Linked DNA regions of Homo sapiens: region 1 is linked to region 2. A link is an interaction called in ENCODE POLR2A ChIA-PET data of the cell type or tissue named here. Cell type or tissue: MCF 10A. All regions are shown on one strand. Each heading gives the region's core, and the rest is flanking DNA. Links, peaks and the distances in the headings are about the cores only. Region 1 has its middle 47 kb from the start of LINC00111. Region 2 overlaps RIPK4 (receptor interacting serine/threonine kinase 4).

Region 1 (8,327 bases), core at 69-8,068, 120 kb before region 2:
GCTCTCCAGTTCCGTTTGTCTGGAGTGAGTGTGGATGTGGATCTGATCCTGCAATGGAAGGGCATTACCGTGAATGACAGGATCTCATTCTTACATATGGCTGAATAGTATTCCATGGTGTATATACGCCCCGTTTTTCTTTATCCATTCATCTGTTGTTGGACACAAGCCAGGATTCCATATCTCAGCTATTGTGAATATTGCTCCAATAAACACTGGGAGTGCAGATGTCAGCAGAATAAAACTAGGCCCCCACTTCTCACTGCATACAAAAGCCACCTGAAAATGGATCAAAGACCTCAAAGGCAAGACCCAAAACTATAAAACTCCTAGAAAAAACAAAACAGGGAAATGCTTTAGGACATTGGTCTGGGAAAAGATTTTACAAATAAGACCTCAAAAGCACAGGCAACAAAAGCAAAAATAAACAAATGGGATTATGTCAAACTAAAAAGCTTCTGCAGAGCGAAGGAAACAATCTACAAAATGAAAATACAATCTACAGAATAGGAGAAAATATTTGTAAAGTATTCATCTGATGAAAGATTAGTATCCAGAATATACAAGGAACTCAAACACCTCAAGAGCAAAACAACAACAAAACCAATTCAATTTAAAAATGGGCAAATGATGTGACAGACATTTCCGAGAATAAGACATACAAATGGCCAACACATACATGAAAAAAGGTAAAGAAGGCAGATTTCTGCCTTTCTGTCACGGGTGGTGACTAGCTAGGGCTGGTGTCGCAGGTGGTAAAGGTATTTGCCAAGAGAGTAGTAGGTAAAGAAAGGCAGATTTATTAGAGAAGGTATGAGAATATGTTGCAAGGTTGCAAGGTTGCAATGGGCTGTCTACAAAAAGGCAGGGGCTGGAGGGAAGTTTTATAGGGTCATGCTGGAGGGGCCAACAAAAGGAGGTCATGCTGCTGGGGCCACCAGGAACTAGGTCATTGTCATCCTGTCATCCGGTTGTTTGTGATTGGCCATCTCTCAGAATAATTGTTCGTTGTTATTCCCCACCTGGGGCCCTTCCCCACCTGGGGTCCCTCCTGATTGTTGCTTACTTATCTTATCAGGACTCCACACTTTCCCTGATGAGTGTCCTTGGTGCCTTTGTCAAATATCGGATCACTATAGATACATGGATTAATTTCTGTCGATAATTTGTTTCATTGGTCTATGTGTTTGTTTCTATGCCAGTGCCATGCTGTTTTGGTTACTATAGGCTTGCAATATATTTCGAAGTCAGGCAGTGTGATGCCTCCAGCTTTGTTCTTTTTGCTCAGGATTTCTTTGGCTATTTGGGGTCTTTTGGGGTTCCATACAAATTTTAAGATTTTTTTTTCTATTCCTGTGAACTATTTTGACAGAGATTGTACCAAATCTGCAGATTGCTTTCAATAGTGTTACCAGTTTTTAATTTTTCTTAAATGTATGAAAAGCTCATATTTGTTTCGATGTTTAATATTAGAAGTGTTTTGATCTTTATTTCAAAATTTGGGCCAGGTGTGATGGCTTATGCCTATAATCCCAGCACTTTCGGAGGCCAAGGGAGGAGGATTGCTTGAGACCAGGAGTTGAGACCAGACCTCATCTCTACAAAAATTTAAAAATTAGCTGGGTGCTGTGGCATGTGTCTGTGGTCCCAGCTACTTGGGGAGGCTGAGGTGGGAGGATCACTTGAGCCTGGAAGGTGGAGGATAGAGTGAGCCATGATTGTGCCACTGCACTCCAGCCTGGGCAGCAGAGGGAGATACTGTTTCAAAAAAACAAAAAGCAAAAAAATAAATAAATAAATAAAAATAAGACCAACAATAAAAATTTGGCGATGTTTTCGCGACCAAAAATATGCCTTAAGAACTTAACTCTTGTTTACGTCAACTAACCTGTGGTGAACTGGTTGCATTATATGTCATTTTGCCGAAAGTCACAGTTTCCAAGAACCTATCAAGCAAGTTAAGTGAAGACTTACTGTACATACCTATAAGAAAAAGCAACAACAAAATGGGGAGACGCCCCGACACATGGGGGTACGCCTATGTGGAAGGTTGCAGAATCGCTGCTCTCAAAGTTCCGTGTCAGGCCGCCTACCCTGATGCTGTTTCCTTGTCCACGTGAGTCAGTTCTGCAGAGGCCTGGCCTGGCAAGCGCAGCCGTGACTTCTCGCTAATCTTCCTGAGAAGCCGCTCCACCATCCATTCATCCTTAAGAACCCCGGGTGACTCATGACGCTCTGCACAGGACAGTTGAGAATTTATGGGGCAATATGTTTGCCTTCACAAGCCGTCTAAGCAATGATGAGCAATTCAGGCAGCTATGATTAAAAAGAAAAAAAAAAATGTTTTCCATCATCCAGTTCTCCTGAAGAAGCCAAAAACACCGAGGGCTTGAAGTTGTGTTGACAGAATCTTAGCCAACTCCTTCCTAGGGATTTAAACTGTTGCACCATCAATCATTTGCAGAATTCATGGCGATTATCATTTACAACCACAGTTTGAGAGTCAAAATGATCAACCTCAGTCAATACCTACACATGAATTGATGGTCTCAGTCATTTGCCCTAAAGCTGGAATTCTATTTTATTTTTTGACCTCTCCCTCTCCCGAAAAGACAAATCCCAAGTACACATATCAAGGTGTGGTTCAATCCGAGGTCCGTCTCCCCTTGGGGTGCCAAATGCGTCTGGGGGTTCTCCCTCCCTGGGCCGGCTCCACACGGTCGTGGAGCCTACCTTGCCCTGCCCCTCACCCTGTCCCCTGTGCTTCCCTCTCCCTGGAAGCGAGGCCTGGGCTGTCCCAGGGAAGGATCCAGCAGGAGAGGGTGGCAGGGCCGGCCTGGGCTGGGCTGCAGCTGCTGTCGTGGTTGCCATCCTCGGCATGCGTTCGCTGAGGCTGCCGCGGTAAAGCACCACAAACCGGGGACTTAAAGTCACAGAAATTGATCCTCCCAGAGTTCTGGAGGCCGAAAGTTTGCCATCAAGGTGACTGCAGGGCTGGTTTCATAGGAAGGCTCTGGGAGAATCGGTCCCTGCCTTTCTCCAGCTTCAGTGGCTCCAGCAATCCCTGGCTCTCCTTGGCTCATGGCCACGTCACTCTCTGCCTGCATCTTCACGTGGCCTCCTCCTCTCTGTCTCGATGTGACATTTTCTGTCTCCAATAAGGACACTCATTGGATTTAGGGCCCACTACAGCCCAGTATGACCTCTTCTTAATTTCACTACAACTGCAAAGAGCTGATTTCTAAATAAGTGCACATTCACAGGTACTGGAGATTGTGAGCTTGTCTTTTTGAATATTTCTTTTTAGGGGACACAATTCAACCACTACATCCTCCCACAGAGGAGAGCTGAGGCAGGTCTGGCATGGGGGCCCAGGCAGGACTGGAGGAGGGCAACAGCCAGTGGGGGCACTTGGAGAGGCCTTGCCCCCACACAGCAGGAGTGTGGGATGATGTTTAGGATCCTGGCAGTCCATGAGCTCTTGGAGGGAGGGTGGATTATGTCCTTTCCTGAGAGTGGGTAAGCGTGGAGGTGGCACCTCCCTGGCAGCAGTGAGCAGGGGCAGATGGGAAGATGTGTGGGAAAGGGTTGCTTTGCCGCTGTGCCTGCGGGGATACCAGGAGAGGAGTGGGGGGCAGTGGATGTTCCTGAGCTGGCCCTGCGGAAGAGGAGATGGGGTTACCGGAAGAATGTGTCTACCAGAGCTGCTGCATGAGGGCACAGGTGACCCTCTGGAAGAGACAAGGGACACCGGGTGTCCTGCCCTGAGGTTTGGGGGTGGGGCATGATTCCACCTGTAACCACAGCGAACAAGAGAAATAGGCCCAGCTATGCAGCTGATGGCAGCTGGCACAGTGCCTGGCCTGAGGGAGGAGCTCCTTCAAGCAGTGGCTTGACTCATGACCTGGGAAGAGGCAGGGGGTGGGGGAGGCATCAAAATAGCGTTTCTGAGCTGCAGGGGGGCTTTGGTTTGTCCTGTGTCAGGAGTGCCAGAGGTGCTCTCTGGAGGATTGAGGCAGAGGCAGATGAGCGCCAGCCCGCATGGAGGCAACGTGTCTGGGGACACCCAGCGGACAGGGCAGCAGCCCTGATGCTTGGAGTCCTTGAGCAAACATCTCGATCCTGTGATGAGTGCACGACACCCAGTCTCTGTGTGGTTGATGGGGCTGGGTGGAGGCCAGGGTGGGTCTCACCTCCGGCTCACAATTGTTTGCCACTGACTTGTGAACACACCAGCAGTCAGGAGCCCCTTCAGGTGCTTTGGATTGAAGCTTAGACAATTCGCTCTCTTTAAGAAAAATAATATAAAGTCATTAAATCAAAGTAAGATACAAATATGAGTTCCTATTTAGAATGTGAATAAATCACCAGAAAGTGTTAGCGCCATGGAGATTCAGGTCTCTTCCTCTGTCCTTCTGCAATCTCTTTTAAATAGATTGAATTCTGGCATCCTCTCCTCACCTACAACCCTCTATAGCTCCCAGAAGCTCTGGGTGCTCCCTGGGTTGGAGTAGATTGGGCCCCTGGAACTTCAGCTCATTCGCTTCCAGGTACAGCCCCTGCCACCTGCAAAGGGGAGGGTTATTTCAGGCCAGGTGTGGGTATCAAGGGCTGAGCTCCACTGTGGGCTCAGGCAGATCCTCTGTGCCAAGAGGTTTGGAGGCTCCTCCACCTGGGCACCAGGCCCAGCTGGAAGGCAGTGACCAACTTCCTCTTGCACCTGTCAGCCTTCACTTGCTCCCCTCAGACCTAACGCCAGAGAGGAGGACTCCCTCCAGCAGCAAACATGCAATTACGTCCCCTCCTTCTGACCTAGCTCAAGAACTCCACTGGCAGCTCATTAAGTCAGGGGCAGCTTGAAAGTCGCTGCTCTGAATGCCACAGTTTTATGTCACTTGTAAGAAGGGTTGGGGGCGGGTAATCACAGCCCTCTGCACCAGACGAAAGGTGCGCAGGGAAAGGGTAGGTGTAATTGGGGGCCCCTGCAGCTCCTCTCCACAGAGCAGAGTCACGCCCCAGGTTAGACTCTCCCCAGAACTGCTAGCCTGGCCGGGGCCTGCCAGTTGACTTGGGGAAAAGGCAGAGGTGGAGGCCTGGGAAACTGGGAGGCTGTGGGCCGCCATCCTCAGCTCCCCACCGCTCCTGAGCACCCCTTTCTCCGTCTGTCACTCTCCTCTCCTGCTCTGTGCCTGTACATCCAAGCCTGGGTCCTGTGTGGGCTGCTGGGGAAGAGGAAAGAGGGGCTCCTCCTTCTAAACACCCCACACGTAAGCGTGGCTGCTTTCAGTATTTCATTGAATTGCCTGCTACAGTGGGGATTTGGGCAGGATCCCAAATATCTTCCTTGTGTCCCAGAATCCTGTTCATTTTTCTATCTGTGCATCCATCCACCCATGCGCCATCCATTATCCATTTGTCCATCCATCCATCCACTCACATTGATCCACCATCCATCACTCTTTCATCATCTGTCCATCCATCCACTCATCTGTTCATACACCCTCTATCTATTTATCATCCCTCCATCCTTTCATCGTCCATTCACCATCCATCATTCATCTGTCACCCATCGGTCCATTATTCATCCATCATTAGCCCAACTGTCCATCCATCCATTCATCATCCACCCACCATCCATCACTCTCCATTATCTGTCCATCTGTTTATTCATCTCTCCATCTATTCATCCTCCATCCATCCCTCTATCCATCTACCACCCATTCATTCATCATCCGTCCATCTCATGGAAAAGTCTTATGCACCTGCTAACATGCATGCCAGGAGCTGCGCTTGTCCCTGAAGCTACAGAGGCTTTTGAGACCAGGGTCTTGCCCCTCATGGTGCCACTGCTCTACTGGGGAAGCAGACAGAGCAGATTGAATGGGCCCAGCGACAGTCATGGGGCACAAGCGGTGCCATGATCCTGGAGCAGCCACTGAGCTGCCCCTCCTCCTTCCTTCTCCCGGCCTGTCTCTTAGCAGCCCTGCACTCAGAGTTGGGTGCACCCCCAACCCCACTGTCCCCTCCCCTGCTCCGCAGCCTGGGACCGGTTCCTGGGAACCTGCAGGTGGAGGACTCATGGCCCCAGGCAGGGTGATTACCCGCCTCACCCCTGCCAGTCTCCACAAGACTTCCCCTGAGGCCCAGCTCAAGAATGCACTGCATTTTTCTCATCTCAATAAAGGTACAAAGGGTACTTCTGGAGCCAGGAAGCCAAGAAATCACACCCTTTCAGGTGCATTCTTGGCTGCTGTGTTGAGGATTCTTTTTAGGGGGTTGGTAATGCTGCTTTATTGGATAATTTACCTCTTTGACTCAGGCCTGAGGAACGCCAGTCCGCCCCCTCCATCCTAACCTGCAGAACCCTCAGCCTGTGACTCTGGTAACAAGGAGGACCTCAGTTAATCAAGGCAGGGAGGGATGTGGAAGAGCAGGTTGGGAAGAGGGAGGCCCACCCAGCAAGGGGGGCAGTGAGATAAGGAACTGAGACCCTGTGAAGCCAAGTGGCTTGAAGCAAAGTGGCTTGAAGCCCCACATGGTGATGGCAGAGAGAGTGCTCTCGGGGCTGCAGCAACTATTGATTTCATCACTTTCCTTTGCAATGTTGGCTTGTGGACACACCAGCCAGGTGGCCTAAGGATAAACCTTGGCCTTCAAATCTTGAAATTCACCCTTTCCCAGTTCCAGCTTTGACACATTGAGTGACTTAGGGGGAGTCACTTGGCTTGCCCCAGTCTGGGCGTCCTTGTTTTGAAAATGAGTCGGTTACAGCTGTGAGCTCATAGTGTGTCGTGAGAACCGGTGACTTACTAATGCTTATGAATTCACGGTTGGGCTCTCTGAGAGCTCGGGCAGGGCACACCATACAAGGCACCAGGCCCTCGGGGCGGTGAGGAGGGAAGATCAGGGGAGGGAATGTTTCCCCTGTGTGCCCAGCCCCGTGCCCCTCTAGGGCCTGCTCCCAGTGCCCTGTGACCTTGGGCAATAAATGTTGCTATTAATGGTACATCTGTCTTGCCTGCTGGAACGTCAAGCAGTTTCACAGCATCAATCAAAGGCTTTGAGCTTCTGGGAGAAGGCGCCAAGGAGCTCCAAGGTGTTATTAGAAGTAATTGGGTCTGCAATTGGGGAAACCTTCAAAGCTGCCAGACTTAGTTTACTTTACCCACTTTCTCTCTTTCACCTTTCTCCTCCCCCCACTACCTTGCTATTGCCCTCCTTTCCCTCTGCCTCCTCCAACAATTCTTTCTCATCCTGTCTCACCCGCAAGTTGCTCTCACACTTTCCCTGCCAGCGTAAGAACCACCCCCAGCCCCCACAGCCAATAGTCTGATTCTACAGTGATGGACCCTCACACAACCAGGACTGGCAGGAACCCCGGAGAGCATGGAATCCAAACCTCAAACCAGAGAGGTGAAGGTTGTCCATCCATCCATCCATCTATCCATCCATTCATCCATTCATCCACCCATTCATTCATCCATTTATCATCCATCCATCTATCCATCTACCCACTCCATCATCCATCTTTTTGTCTATTTATCCATCATCCCTCTATATATCCATTCATACATCCATCCTCTCCATTTATCATCCACTGATCAATCCACCATCCATCCATCCATTTATCCATTCATTCATCTACCCACTCATCCATCTATCCTTCCACCCACTCTACCATCCATCTTTTCATCTATCTATTCTTCCATCATCCTTCTATACATCCACCTGTCCATCATCCATCCACCAGCCAGCCACTCCATTCATCATCCATCCATCCATCCATTCATCTACCCACTCCATCCACCATCCATTCATCTTCTCATCCACCCATCCATCATCCATCCATTCATCCACCCACTCCATCCATCCACTCATCCACCTGCTCCATCCATCCATCCACTCACCCATCCATCTATTCATTAATCCATTCATTCATGTATCTATCTACCCACTCATCCATTCATCCTTCCACCCACCATCCAGTGCTGACTCTGCCAGGCCTATGTTTCTTCTAAACATACCCAGATAAAGAATTTAGGCCTGCCTCTAAAGTCTAGTCAAGATGCAAAAAACAGGACTCCCCTGGTAGGACAAATGTGGGACAATGCCCTGGCTTCTTACAGGGAGCCCCTTATCCTGCCCTACACAGCCCTGTGGGGCCTTTCTTCATTCTCATTGCCCTGACTCACACTCCATGTTGTTCCTCGCAGGGGTTGGGGTGAAGGGGCAGGGGGTTGACTCCAATGCTCCCCTCCCTGTTCTTCTGACCTCATGACTCCTGAATGCTCTCTGCTGGGGAGATCATGTGCAGACAGGTAAATATG
Region 2 (8,327 bases), core at 180-8,179:
TTGATCTTGCGATGCTGGAAGATCTCTTCTCACCCCAGCACTTTCCCATACATCGGCTCCTAGTCTGAGCCCCGACTAACAAGGGGCTAGGCCTTGACTCTCATCTTCATTTTTAGACATTTTCGGTCACACCACAAAATATCATGAGTAGCCCAGAAATGTCTTTAGAGGAAAAGGGAATCTGTCCAACAAAGCTAAAAAGTCCTGGATTTTTATGATAAGTAAGTCAAGGTGTGACAACTTTGAGGATGGTGTTCGGAATGGTGGCTGCCTGGCTGGGGAAGCAAACACCACAGCTCTCAAGCTGGGCAGGGGTGCCACTCCTGCAAGCAACTCCATGGCACTGAGCAGCTCTGGAGGTTGGCTGCGCAAGCACGCGGGTACATGTAATGCTCCTGAACTGTATGCTTCACACGGCTGACATGCTAAGTTTTGTTCTGTGTATTTTATGACTATTTTTTTAAAAAGTAAACAAAAAAGAATTAGCTGGAAATACCAGCACAGGCAAACCCCTGGAGACAGAAAGCAGGTGAGTGGTTGCTGGGGCTTGAGCAGGAGGAAGGGCGAGGGACTGCAGAATGGCCATGGGCTTTGCCTTCTAGCATGATGAGAATGTTCTGGAATTAGACAGTGGTAACGCTTGTTCAACACTGCCAGTGTAGTTAATGTCACTGAATTATACACTTTAAATGGCTAACATGACCAATTTTATGTTATATATATTTTACTACCACAAAAAAACTAGCTGGCACCTAAAAACATTCCATTGAACAGGCCCCTTCAGATCTGTGTCTTTTCCTGCATGCAAATTACACCACAGAGCAGCACCTATGGCAGCGTGGATCACAGGCTCTGTTTTAGGATAGAGAAAGGACAACAAGGTGTCCCCCCATTATTCCAGGAAAGACAAGCACATTACACCTCAAAGACAGGTCCACTCACCTGCAAACGGCTTCTTCTGTGTGAGCACGCCCCAGATGACGATCGCAAAGCTGGAAGAGAAACCAGGCACGTTAGCATCTGACAGCCAGAGACTCAAAGCCAAATGCACTCATGCACAGCAACAGGCGTGAAGACACCTGTTCTGAAGCCTTCCAAAGACAGAGCCATGACACCGAGATATTTCTCCTGTTTTTAAAAAGAGAAAATTCTCTATAGTGAAGCCCAGCATGTTGATAGCTCAGATGTCAGACAGACTCAAGTAACTTCGCCAACTGGGCTACAATCTTCAGGCAGCTTGAGGGACTTCCAAAGAGGGTGCCACCCTATGCGGGGCGTGAGCTCCTGGGGAACAGCGCCTGTGTGCCTCACTGATATCTTCTCGCAAGCACCAGGCACAGAGCACCTGCGCAGGCATTTACTGAAGAAATGGATGAATGAATGATGGGCAACTCCCATGCCCTCCCCCAACAATGATTTCATTCTCTGAAAACACGGATTCTGGTTCTGATCAGCGTTCCTAACGTAGGCTTGCTGAGATTTCAGCGTTCCTAACAGAGGCTCACTGAGAGTTCATCATTAGAGGGTTGTTAAAGAAAGTGCGCAGAAAACGTAGGAGACAACACAGCTGAACGCCCCAAAGCCTTTTTCGGGGGCTGCTTAGAAATATATAGATAATATGAGGGATACGTTCATGTACATTACTCTGGATACACCAAAAAAAGTGCCCAAATTGATTAAAAAAAAAAAAAAAAAAAAGAAAAGAAAAACAGAAGTCCGAAAACTGAGCCTCCAAGGAGCACTGAGTTGGTGAGGGCTGTTTATAGACAACGAATTCACCATCGAAAATTAGTTCAAACGGCAGGTTCAAAAGCTGGAACTCCAAACTCTAAAATAAATGGAGAGGATCTCAATCTCCCCAAACTCTACAAGCTGTGACTAGTCTCCAAAGTGACACTTCCAGGCAACTCTCAGCTTAAAGCCCCAGCTAAGCACATGCACAATGGCCACTGTCAAACCAGTCAGCCTGGGCTGCTGGCGGCGGCAGTGACCAAAAGGCAGAGCTCACATGCGGGGTCCGAGTCACAGTGCTGCTGGATAACAGCCACAATGGGAGGCTTAGTGCCTGCTCACACGCTCCCACCCACTTTTCTTCTCCAAGAAGTCTGTGTGATTAAGACCTTTACAATTTGAAAAAGGAAGGGACTAGGTGACTTGGGGATTGATCTCTGACCAACAAAGGTTAAGTGCCATGAAGAAGATGAGCTGCTCGCCTCACAAAATCAGAGTGAATTTCGGAAAGTACAAACACACATGCGTACAGACCACTGAAAGCAGCAGGTTCTTCCAACAGACAAGCCATAAAGCCCACGGGTCATGAAATCACCAAGGCTCTGACAGGGCAGGGCTGTCAGCCTGGCCCAAATGTGGACCTGGGAACACCCTTCCTCCTTGGCTAGCAACACTCACAGCAAAGAAATCCCTGAACTCTACAAGCACCCACCCCTTCTATGTGGACTTAGCCCCCTTTCTGTTTGTTTGTTTTTTAGACAGGGTCGCGCTCTGTTGCCCAGGCTGGAATGCAGTGGTGCAATCATGACTTACTGCAATCTCCACCTCCCGGGCTCAAGCAATCCCCCAACCTCAGTCCCGAGTAGCTGGGACTACAGGTGCACGCCACCAAGCTGGGCTAATTTTTGTATTTTTTGTAGAGATGAGGTTTCACCATGTTGCCCAGGCTGGTCTCAAACTCCTGGGCTCAAGTAATCCTCCTGCCTCGGCCTCCCGCAGTGCTGGGATTACAGGCGTGAGTCACCGCGCCTGGCCCGAGCCCCATTTCTGACTGGCAGCAAGAGGCCTTTCTGAAAGCTGCAGCTCAGGGCATGAAGCATTGAGGTTGAGAGCCCCTGGCACCCACAGGGGATGGGGGGCGGCATGTCACACACCTGTATACATCGTGCTTGGTGTCGAAGAGCCGGCTCTTCTCCCTGATGCGCTCTGGAGGGAGGTAGGCGATTGTGCCAAACAGGCCATCCATGCTGAGGTCATGCGAGTGGGACAGCCCGTTGCACTTGGCCAGACCAAAATCAGAAATCTGCAACACAGCCATCAGAGCGGGGCTCATTAGCCTGCAACAGTGATATTTTATGATGCTTTATCAAAAGCTCCCTTCTGCAATCTCAGAGGGTGGGTGAGAGCTTTCCAGGAGCCCCTAAGAGCCGTGTCTGTGCCTCTCCAGGTAGCCCTGCCCCAGGCAGGGAGGGAGACAGATTCTGGGGCAGAAGCAAGCCTGGAGGCATTAGGAGCAGCACATTTGACGGGCAGGTGAAAGAATCGTACTGTAAGGAAGGAGTTATCCGGGACAGAACTGCAGAAGAATTAGAATCCACCTTCTGTAAAGCATCATGTTTGCCATGGTGGTTGAGAGCCGGCTGAGCCGGCATAAAGGGAAAAAAACAAGCCTTCGAGGGTTCAGGTAAAGAGAGACACATGTGAAGACCAGGTCTGCTCCTAGAGAAGTCGGGGAGCAGGTTATGCAACCTGCCAGCTGGGGAGGCTGGCGGGCAAGTGGCTGCAAGTCCTTTAAAGGGAAACACAGAAACACACCTTCAGAAGCCCTTTAAACTTTAAAGCAAACAAAACACACGCCTCAGAGCCCCGTCCATCTGGAGTGTTTTGTGATCAGCAGACACTGGCTGGCTGCTTCAAACACATGTGTTCGAGTGAAGGTCTGATAAACACCTCTGCTGGCAGCGCCCGGGCCCCAAGGAGCACCGGCCACCCAGCTCCTCCAGGAATGCCCTCAACGTCCGCATTCAGGGGAGGCAGGTCTCAGGTCTCCTTCGGGCAAAGGTGACCTTGGAGCTCACTGGGGAGACTTCACAGACCCCCGGTCTGACCTCTCTCGGGGGCATCCCCTTTCCTGCCAGTGTCCTACCCTCTCCAGTGTAACTCAGTCCCCTTTGAAGCTGCTGAAAACCGTATGTGGGATGAAGACACAAGTCATCAGCATTAATGGGACTCTTGATCCAGGGGGAGTGCTGCTCTCAACTTTCCTTCAAGGCATATGGATTTTTTTAAAAACCCTTTTCATTAACTCTTGAGCTCCTCTCAAACACACCCATGGAGTGACAGGAAATGAGGCTGAGTCAGGCCTTAATTCTGGGCTGGCCATGCCCATGTGGTGAGCCAATAGGGCTGCTGTCATCAGCACCAAACAGCTGGGAGAATTTATGACCTGTGACTCGGGCTTCCAGGGATCCTGAGCACATCTGCAGGGAGGTAGGGGGGAAGGCCTGCGAGCAGGGACCGGCCCTCCTTCTCTGCAGCCAGGAGCACCAGGACAAGGCCTCGACTCCAGCGGCTCTCATGTCCTCCCACTTCCATTTCTCCCAGGGCCTTCAGGCCTGCACCGCCCTTGAGAGCCACACTCTGCACTCCAGGGAAAGCGCCAGCTCCCCAGAGGAACGCCATCACCCGACCCTGCAAACCCCGGCGGCTGCTGGACGCTGGGACACAACAACGGGTCCTAACTCTCCAAATAGCTCCAGAGCACAGGAAGTTTCAGTTCAACAGTCATCAGTGGCTTGAAAGCCTTCAAATTCAGAAATGGGCTGAACAATGAGAACACATGGACAGAGGGAGGGGAACATCACACGCCGGGCCCTGTCGGTGCGTAGGGGAAGAGGGAAGGGAGAGCATTAGGACAAACACCTAATGCATGCGGGTCTTAAAACCTAGGTGATAACCTAGATGGTGGATGGGTGCAGCAAACCACCATGGCACATATAAACCTATGTAACAAACTGGCACATTCTGCACATGTATCCCGGAACTAAAAGTAAAATAAAAAATAATAATAAAAATAAAGAAAGCATCACATACTTTCTAGGCAATTCCTCCTCCCCCTGTATGGTTGAATGTAGGAAAAAAATATCTCCCTCCCACGGTTAGTTAAGGATCAGACTCACTGTTCTAATCTTGCCTGTACAAGTTAGTAGCTCCGTGGCCCTGGACTATTAGCCTCTCTGTGCCTGTTTCCTTTTTTCATAAAAGGAGGCAATAGCAGTACCCATCCTGTAGCTTTGTTGTGAAAATTAAATGACATCTGAGATCATTAAGAAAGAAAAGAAAAGAAAAGAAAAACGACAGGGGTGCAGAGATCTCAGCCTGGTGCTTCCCCAGGCCTGCAGCCTTTTCTCCTCCTGTCTTTGTCAGATAGAGCCAGCCACTCCAAACTATACTTGGTGAAAAGAAAACGAGCAGAAATTCTCTGTAAAACCTCTGGCAACAAAATGCAAGCTCGGAATTGAGAATTCTAGGAGGGTCACTGACCCTCTATGTTCTCCTCCCTCCATGTCTCGGACTCCTGGCCGGCTGCATTTCCCCTCCGCCTTTCCTCATCTTCCCACCCAAGCTGCCCCTCACCCCGTGTCCTCAACAGCGAGCTACTGTGGCATCCACTCTGACCAGCAAATGCTTCAAGAGTTACAAACACTCTCATCAGCACCCGACTCTGCATCTCCAAGAGCTGAGGGCTCACAGCTGCCCCCAAGCACATGGCCCTTCAACTTCAAGGTCCAGCTGTCAAGACTAAGAAAGCAGCCTGCCGGGGTTTTGCTGCCTCTAAAAGAAAGACACAGCAGAACGTGACCCGCGTGTGACCCTTTGAAAAGCGTCTGTTTTGGGCTAACTGGACATATAAATGCAGCCTGAGATTTTAAACCAAGTTATTTCATTTTTAAGTTGAAATTGATTCCAACTAGTATCTTAATATTGGTATTTAGTATATGTAATGTTGAATAATATCAAGCATTAATTTGATACTATTACTTTGTATACTATTTACATTTAACTGCTTCATGAAGTAGACAGTTGCTGTGATATTTCCAGTTTGAATCGAGCCCTGAGCACTGAGGGAGCCCATCTCAGAGGCGAATGGCAGCACTGGAATGGCAACTTAGGATCTAATTGCAGGATTCTGGATTACAGTTTTCCTGCATTGAATAACTGTCTACTGAGGACTGCCCAGAAGCCCAGTGGTCAGTCCATGCAAAGCTTCCACACTTCGTCTTCAGGAACAAAGGCGCTGACTCTCAGAACCCCGACACACACTCCCTGCTGCACTCTACGCACACCAGTAGCTATTTCACAGAAAAAATAAGTATGTCACGTAAAGGTATTTTTCGGTTTGTTTTTGGGCTTCTTGATGGTGACTAACATGCCTGATTAAGAAGGACGCCACACAAAAGCAATCTTTCCTGCGGCCTGTCAGGGTACACAGGGCCCTAAGATGTCCCAGGGGCACCACACAGAGATGTCCTGTCACTTCCTGGCCAGCACCCAGCGTGCCTTCGACAGCAGCCTCCCTGAGAAAGCAGTTCCAGGCAGCATCCGCCCCCTGCAGCTGTCCTGAAAGACAGGGAAGCCCTGCTGCCTGCTGCCCCTGCAGGAAGGCCCAGAGCTCTCTGCGTCTCTTGGGCTGTTTCCTTCACCTAAAGGCTCTGCTGCTGCCTGCCCCGACTCCTGAGGGCAGAAAAGCCCCACCCTGTGTGAAGGCCCAGCCCCAGGAGCACTCCCACCCCCTCCCACAGGGCCGCCTCTAGGCCCAGCCTGCGGGCCACACACCCTGCCCCCAAGTGACTGCTACGTGCAGTGGTCATTTGGTTTCTTTCATGTCAAGCACAGTGGCAGGCCAGGTGGAAATCAAGGTCTCTGCTCCGTGACTTACAGCTGGACGATCCTGGCTGCTAATTTACTCACTCTAAGCAGAGACTCAGCGAGAACCAGAGGCCACCGTCCACTCTGCACCTCTGCTCTGAGGATGAGGGCAGCTCCCGCAGGTGAAGCCTCTAGCATGTCCTTTCCGGTATTCAGTGCACGTTGGACGGCAGAGCTTACTAGTCATTAGGGCCCCAGAGCCTGTGCTACCTAGAAACAAGCCCGTAAATGTTGGCGGGAATGGGGGGTCCGCATGTGAGGCCCAGCCCTGCCCATCACAGGAAACGGGAATCCCAGGGGTCCCAGAACATAAGCAGATGCGGGAAACCACCAGAGAGCCCGTTCAAGCCAAGTCATTTGATTTTTGTCTCCATTATCTCAATTTCCTACTTCACTTCGCAGGACGGTGCTTCATCTTCTAGCTGAAATCTTATTACTGCGCAACACCTACCTAAGAGACAACTTATAATTACTGCCCGAAGTGAAAAATTGACCTCCTCACCACCGCCCTGGCTGAGCAAGGCACGCGAGATGCACTCGTCCGCAGAGTCTGGGCACAGGGAGCGGCCGTGCGCATGCCATACGAGCCACCGCTCCCGTCCCACCCAAGAGCTCAGGGGCAGGGCCGGGCCCTGAATTCAGGTCTCTCCTAATTAATGGTCAGGCCATCAGAGAGGCCTGGAAGTGCTGTGCCACCAGGAACAGTAGCACAGCCAAGCCAGGCAGGGGACTCCTCTGCTTGTCCCCTGCATGAACTACATGGATCCGGACCATGGCTCTCGGCTCCTTCTCACTCCCAGGGCAGACACCAGTGTCATGTGGACCAGCCTATCACCCTGGGCCTCCCAAGAGCATGTGAACATCACCACGTGGGGAAAAACTACAACGCGCCAGGTGTAACCACCACATGTCAACGACAGTACAACCCTAGCCACGAAGGCCATCAAAGGAGATACAAGGAAATACAGCCCTGATGCAAAGGTGATGATGCTAACACCTGCCAAGGCCCAGAGGCAACACTGGTTTTCAGTTACATTATCTCTCTTACTTTTCTGTGTTTCAAAAACCTATCAGCGAAGCAAAAGCAAGCTCCATCTCCCAGGCGTTGCACTAACGCAACACGCTGCCACTCCGCACTCTACGCAGGGGCAGACAGAGGCAACGAGCCCCTCCTCACAAGCCTCTTTCCACAGCACTTTGAGGACCCCACTGCAGAGGACCCCCACATTCCCACCACCCCGAGCTCCTGAAAACACTGAGGGAAATGCGTCCCTTTGTTGCAGAGCCTAAGGTCTCGCAAGGACACACCTGGCCCACGGGCTGAATTCTAACCTGATTTCATAAGACCAAAACCCACAAACCCGTAATCTTTTTCCGGAATGAGTCATATGCCAAGATTTGGGGGAACAGCCCCCATGTTCACCAAGCTACCCTCCAGCTACATGGCGTGTGGTTTTCATACCAACCAGGACAAGCTTAGGCTCCTGGAGTCCTCATGCTGCAAAAGGCCTCGGTTTCAAGCTCTTTCCTCCAAGAAGAACCACCTCCTCTTCTGCCCTTGTCCTGACCTCAGGGCTTGACCCCTTGATACCCTGCTCCCCAAGACACAGGCCCTCCCTGCCCAGCTCTCTCGGGCACCGTGCGGCCCCCCACCTTGACGTGGTAGT

What was found. ChIA-PET counts read pairs that join two places held together with the same protein. Peaks named below come from ENCODE experiments on the same cell type or tissue, not always from the same donor. Only the 100,000 strongest peaks of a DNase experiment are listed, where the experiment ranks them.
Region 1: POLR2A ChIA-PET joins it to region 2 with 12 read pairs; 7 of 35 experiments call an interaction of 5 or more read pairs at or near these places.

Annotation. Positions count from the first base shown.
Region 1 is chr21:41,628,276-41,636,602 of GRCh38, forward strand. No RefSeq gene overlaps it. Among named protein-coding and RNA genes, the nearest start is that of LINC00111, 47 kb to the right of the region's middle. In MCF 10A, for the core only: no CTCF peak of the experiment used is centred there; DNase peaks (open chromatin) are centred at 2,226, 3,856, 6,186, 6,726 and 1 weaker place.
Region 2 is chr21:41,748,212-41,756,538 of GRCh38, forward strand. It overlaps RIPK4 (receptor interacting serine/threonine kinase 4), which reads right to left. Exons shown (of 8, transcript NM_020639.3): 2 at 8,314-8,327; 3 at 2,886-3,034; 4 at 943-992. Among named protein-coding and RNA genes, the nearest start is that of MIR6814, 5.5 kb to the left of the region's middle. RefSeq lists an enhancer at 4,630-5,421. In MCF 10A, for the core only: no CTCF peak of the experiment used is centred there; DNase peaks (open chromatin) are centred at 2,780, 3,540, 4,130 and 8,050.